2 separate regions of the Homo sapiens genome follow, and region 1 is linked to region 2. A link is an interaction called in ENCODE POLR2A ChIA-PET data of the cell type or tissue named here. Cell type or tissue: B cell. All regions are shown on one strand. Each heading gives the region's core, and the rest is flanking DNA. Links, peaks and the distances in the headings are about the cores only. Region 1 has its middle 12 kb from the start of NICN1. Region 2 has its middle 5.4 kb from the start of USP4.

Region 1 (2,912 bases), core at 223-2,722, 96 kb after region 2:
CCGCCTGCCTCGGCCTCCCAAAGTGCTGGGATTACAGGCGTGAGCCACTGCACCTGGCATGGGCCTATTTATTTTTTTATTTTGAGACAGAGTCTTGCTCTGACCTCATGCTGGAGTGCAGTGGCATGATCTCAACTCACTGCAACCTCTGCCTCCTGGGTTCAGGCGTTTCTCCTGCCTCAGCCTCCCAAGTAGCTGGGACTACAGGCACACGCCACCACGGCCAGCTAATTTTTGACGGGGTATCACCATGTTGGCCAGGATAGTCTTGATCTCCTGACCTCATGATCCTCCTGTCTAGGCCTCCCAAAGTGCTGGGATTACAGGCGTGAGCCACCGCGCCCAGCCTATTTATTTATTTTTGAGACAGAGTTTGCTCTGTCGCCCAGGCTGGAGTGCAATGGCAAGATTTCGGCTCCCTGCAATCTCTGCCTCCTGGGTTCAAGCGATTCACCTGCCTCAGTCTCCCAAGTAGCTGGCACTACAGGAGCGTGCCATCACCCCCGGCTTTGTTTTGTTTTGTTTTTGCGACAGAGTTTCGCTCTTGTTGTCCAGGCTGGAGTGCAATGGTGCGGTCTTGGCTCACCGCAATCTCCACCTCCCAGATTCAAGCGATTCTTCTGCCTCAGCCTCTCGAGTAGCTGGGATTACAGGCATGCGCCACCACACCCAGCTAATTTGATAATTTTAGTAGAGATGGGGTTTCACCATGTTGGTCAGGCTGGCTTCGAACTCCCGACCTCAGGTGATCTGCCCATGTCAGCCTCCAAAAGTGCTGAGATTACAGGCGTGAGCCACTGTGCCCGGCCCTTTCTTTTCTTTTTTGACAGTCCTACTCTGTCACCCAGGCTGCAGTGTAGTGGCACAATCTTGGCTCACTGCAACCTCTGGGGAGGCCCGATTTCTACAAAAAGTAAAAAATTGGCCAGGCAAGGTGGCTCATGTCTGTAATCCCAGCACTTTGAGAGGCTGAGGCGGGCGGATAACCTGAGGTCGGGAGTGGGAGACCAGCCTAACCAACATGGAGAAACCCTTTCTCTACTAAAAAAAAAAACAAATACAAAATTAGCCAGGCGTGGTGGTGGGCCCCTGTAATTCCAGCTACTCAGGAGGCTGAGGCAGGAGAATCGCCTGAACCCAGGAGGCGTAGGTTGCAGTGAGCTGCCAAGATCACACCATTGCCCTCCAGCCTGGGCAACAAGAGCAAAACTCTGTCTCAAAAAAAAAAAAAAAAAAAAACTACCTGAGTGTGGTGGTCCATGTCTGTAGTCCCAGCTACTCAGGATAACGTTGGAGGATCACTTGAACCTGGGAGGTGGAGGGTGCAGAGAGCTGTATTCATGCCACTGCACCCCATCCTGGGTGACCTATCTTGAAAAAATATGCATGTGTGTCTGTGTGTGTCTGTCCAGATATATAAGGACACACATATAATGTCTTTGCCTCTTGTAACCTGATTTGAGTCTATTTTCACTTACAATAATATAGCCACTCCAGCTCTCTTTTGGTTATTATTTGCATGGAATATATTTTTCCACCCTTTTCTTATGTAAAGCTAAAAAGAGGAAGCTGAGGCAAAATTAATATAAGTAGAGAGTTTATTTGGGCCAAGCTTGAGGATTGCTACCCAAGAACATAGATTAATATTCTACCCAAGAACATACTATTGTGTTGTCCTTAATAATATACACTGGGCCAGGTGCCATGGCTCACACCTGTAATCCCAGCACGTTGGAAGGCTGAGGTGAACAGAACACAAGTCAGGAGTTCGAGACCAGCATGACCAACATGGTGAAACCCCGTCTCTACTAAAAACACACAAAAAATTAGCCGGGTGTGGTGGTGCGCACCTGTAATCCCAGCTACTTGGGAGGCTGAGGCAGGAGAATTGCTTGGAGCTGGGAAGCAGAGGTTGCAGTAAGCCAAGATCATGCCACTGCACTCCAGCCTCAGCAATGGAGTGAGACTCCGTCTCAAAAAAAAAAAAAGAAAGAAAAAAAAAAGTCAGGCACAGTGGCTCACACCTGTAATCCCAGCACGTTGGCAGGCCAAGGCAGGCAGATCACAAGGTCAGGAGTTTGAGACCAGCCTGGCTAACATGATGAAACCCTGTCTCTACTAAAAAAAATACAAATAATTAGCGAGGCGTAGTGGCGGGCGCCTATAATCCCAGCTACTCGGAAGGCTGAGGCAGGAGAATCACTTGAACCTGGGAGGCAGAGGTTGCAGTGAGCCAAGATCTCGCCACTGCACTCCAGCCCAGGTGACAGAGTGAGACTCCGTCTCAAAAAACAAACAAACAAACAAACAAACAAAATAATAATAATACACTGATGGCCGGGTGCAGTGGCTCATGCCTGTAATCCCAGCACTTTGGGAGGCTGAGGTGGGTGGATCACCTGAGGTCAGAAGTTCAAGACCAGCCTGGCCAACATGATGAAACCCTGTCTCTACTAAAAATAGAAAAATTAGCCGGGCATGGTGGTGGGTGCCTGTAATCCCAGCTACTTGGAAGGCTTAGTCAGGATAATCGCTTGAACCCGGGAGGTGGAGGTTGCAGTGAGCTGAGATCACACCACTGCACTCCAGCCTGGGCAACAGAGTCTCAAAAAAAAAAAAAAAAAAAAAAAAAAAAAAAAATATATATATATATATATATATATATATATGCTGATTAGTAGCAAGTACAGATGGATTATTATTATTATTATTTTTGAAACGGAGTCTCGCTCTGTCACCCAGGCTGGAGTGCAATGGCTCAATCTCGGCTCACTGTAACCTCCACCTCCCAGGTTCAAGCGATTCTCCTGCCTCAGTCATTTGAGTAGCTGGGATTACAGGTGCCCACCACCACACCTGGCTAATTTTTGTATTTTTAGTAGAGATGGGGTTTCAGCTTGTTGGCCAGGCTG
Region 2 (2,867 bases), core at 1-2,500:
ACCATGTTGCCCAGGCTGGTCTTGAACTCCTGGCCTCAAGTGATCCTCCGCCTCCCAAGTGCTGGGATTGCAGTCATGCGCCACCGTGCCCGGACTACAAGGTCACCATTATTTACAAAGTCTTTAAACTTTGTTAGCCAGTTTGTTTGATTTAAATGGTGGGGGTGGCCGGGCGCAGTGGCTCATGCCTGTAATCCCAGCACTTTAGGAGGCCAAGGCAGTCGGATCAGGAGGTCAGGAGTTCGAGACCAGCCTGACCAACATGGCGAAACCCCATCTCTACTAAAAATACAAAAATTATCTGGGCGTGGTGGCATGGGCCTGTAATCCCAGCTACTCAGAAGGCTGAGGCAGGAAAATCGCTGGAACCTGGGAGGCAGAGGTTGTGGTGAGCCAGGATCGTGCCATTGCATGCCAGCCTGGGCAACAAGAGCAAAACTCCGTCTCAATAAATAAATAAATAAATAAATAAATAAATAAATAAATGGTGGGGTTTTTTGTTTTGTTTTGTTTTTGAGACAGGGTCTCATTCTGTCATCCCCGCTGCAGTGCAGTGGCACAATCTTGGCTCACTGCAACTTCTGCCCTGTTCCCCAGGGCTCAAGCACTCTGTCCACCTCTGCCTCCCAAAGTGTTGAGATTACACGTGTGAGCCACCACGCTGAGCCGTTTTTTGTTTTGTTTTGTTTTTTGAGACAGAATCTCATTCTGTAGTCACAACTACTTAGGAGGCAAAAAAACCAGGGCCAGGCACGGCTCACTCCTGCAATCCCAGCACTTTGGTAGGCTGAGGTGGGCAGGTCACTTGAGGTCAGGAATTTGAGACCAGCCTGGCCAACCTAGTGAAACCCAGTCTCTACTAAAAACATAGAAATTAGCTGGGCATGGTGGTGCTCGCCTGTAATCCCAGCTACTTGGGAGGCTGAGGCAGGAGAATCACTTGAACCCAGGAGGCGGAGGTTGCCGTGAGCCAAGATCACGCCACTGCACTCTAGTCTGGGCAACAAGAGTGAAACTTCATCTCAAAAAAAGGAAAAAAAAATTTAAAAATTTAAAATAAAACAATTAGCCTGGCATGGTGACGTGCACCTGTAATCCCAGCTATTAAGTAGGCCAAGGTGGGAGGATCTTTTTAGCCCAGGAGTTTGAAGTTGCAGAGAGCTGTGATCCTATGATCGTGCCACTGCACTCCAGCCTGGGTGACAGAGCAAGATCCTGTCTCAAAAATAAAACAAAAAAGAGAACTGGAAACAATGAACATCTGCCTGCGTGTTCCTGTTGTGGTAGTGACCTAGGGACTTGGGAGGAAATGACAAGGGTGACTGATTCAGCTCAGAGACATCTTGGCACCAGAGCTGTGTTCTATGTTGAGCCACTTTATCCTAGAGAGAACCATAGGCCCGGTAGGACACCAAGATCCCAGAAGTGGACAATCCATCCATTACCAGAGGACCTTGGGCCACAAGAACAGAAGAGAAACCAGGAAGGGAGCTAGAAGAAAACCTGGCTTATTGGTCACATACTAGTTGATCTTGGACTGTGATGTCTAATTAAAGATTCATAATGTTGGCCGGGCGCGGTGGCTTACGCTTGTAATCCCAGCACTTTGGAAGGCCGAGAAGGGCGGATCACGAGGTCAGGAGATCGAGATCATCCTGGCTAACACAGTGAAACCCCGTCTCTACTAAAAATACAAAAAATTAGCCGGGCGTGGTGGTGGGTGCCTGTAGTCCCAGCTACTCAGGAGGCTGAGGCAGGAGAATGGCATGAACCCGGGAGGCGGAGCTGGCACTGAGCCAAGATTGCGCCACTGCACTCCAGCCTGGGTGACAGAGCGAGACCCTATCTCAAAAAAAAAAAAAAAAAAAAAGATTCATAATGTCAGGCCGGGCACGGTGGCTCACACCTGTAATCCCAGTACTTTGGGAGGCCGAGGCAGGTGGTTCACCTGAGGTCAGGAGTTTGAGACCAGCTTGACCAACATGGTGAAACCCCATCTCTATTGAAAATACAGAATTATCTGGGCATGGTAGTGCATTCCTGTAGCCCCACCTACTTGGGAGGCTGAGGCAAGAGAATAGTTTGAACCCAGGAGGCGGAGGTTGCAGTGAGCCAAGATTGCACCACTGCACTCCAGCCTGGGCAACAAGAGCGAAACTCCGTCTCAAAAAAAAAGATTAATAATGTCTGGGTGTGTGAACTTTATGCTTTTTTTTTTTTTTTTTTTTTGAAACAAGGTCTTAGTCTGTCACCCAGCCTGGAATGCAGTGGCGCAATCTCCGCTCACTGCCACCTCCGCCTCCTGGGTTCAAGGGATTCTCCTGCCTCAGCCTCCCTAGTAGCTGGGATTACAGGCACCGGCCACCACGCCCAGGTGATTTTTGTATTTTTAGTAGAAACGGGGTTTCACCATGTTGGCCAGGCTGTTCCTGAACTCCTGACCTCAGGTGATCCACCCGCCTCGGCCTCCCAAAGTGCTTGGATTACAGGCTTGAACTACCACGCCTGGCCTTTAAGCTTTATTTTATTCCAAATCATAAGGTTTTTGTCTTAGCTGCTACCACAGTTTTCTTTACACCTGATAGGACTTGGCTCTCCCAAGTTATTCTTGGTCCACACTTGGCCAGCACTAACAGAGCACACGTGGCAGTATTCACAAATATTAGACATATTTTAATTGGAGGTGGCAACAGGGGAGAAATATTTTTGGTTCCTTCTCACCTGTGCCTCCTTAACCTGCCCAGGGGACTGTGAAAAGAAAAAGATTCTAGAAGCACACTTTAGAAGAATTAAATGTCTTCTCAGTGATTTCTAACCTCTGTTATATAAGGATTAGGTTCTTGCAGAAGATAATAGAGGCAAAAAAC

What was found. ChIA-PET counts read pairs that join two places held together with the same protein. Peaks named below come from ENCODE experiments on the same cell type or tissue, not always from the same donor. Only the 100,000 strongest peaks of a DNase experiment are listed, where the experiment ranks them.
Region 1: POLR2A ChIA-PET joins it to region 2 with 6 read pairs; 31 of 35 experiments call an interaction of 5 or more read pairs at or near these places.

Annotation. Positions count from the first base shown.
Region 1 is chr3:49,439,693-49,442,604 of GRCh38, forward strand. No RefSeq gene overlaps it. Among named protein-coding and RNA genes, the nearest start is that of NICN1, 12 kb to the left of the region's middle. In B cell, for the core only: no CTCF peak of the experiment used is centred there; no DNase peak of the experiment used is centred there.
Region 2 is chr3:49,343,979-49,346,845 of GRCh38, forward strand. No RefSeq gene overlaps it. Among named protein-coding and RNA genes, the nearest start is that of USP4, 5.4 kb to the left of the region's middle. RefSeq lists enhancers at 1,437-1,556, 1,647-1,736. In B cell, for the core only: no CTCF peak of the experiment used is centred there; DNase peaks (open chromatin) are centred at 673 and 1,313; H3K4me3 peaks cover 870 bases; H3K27ac peaks cover 2,360 bases.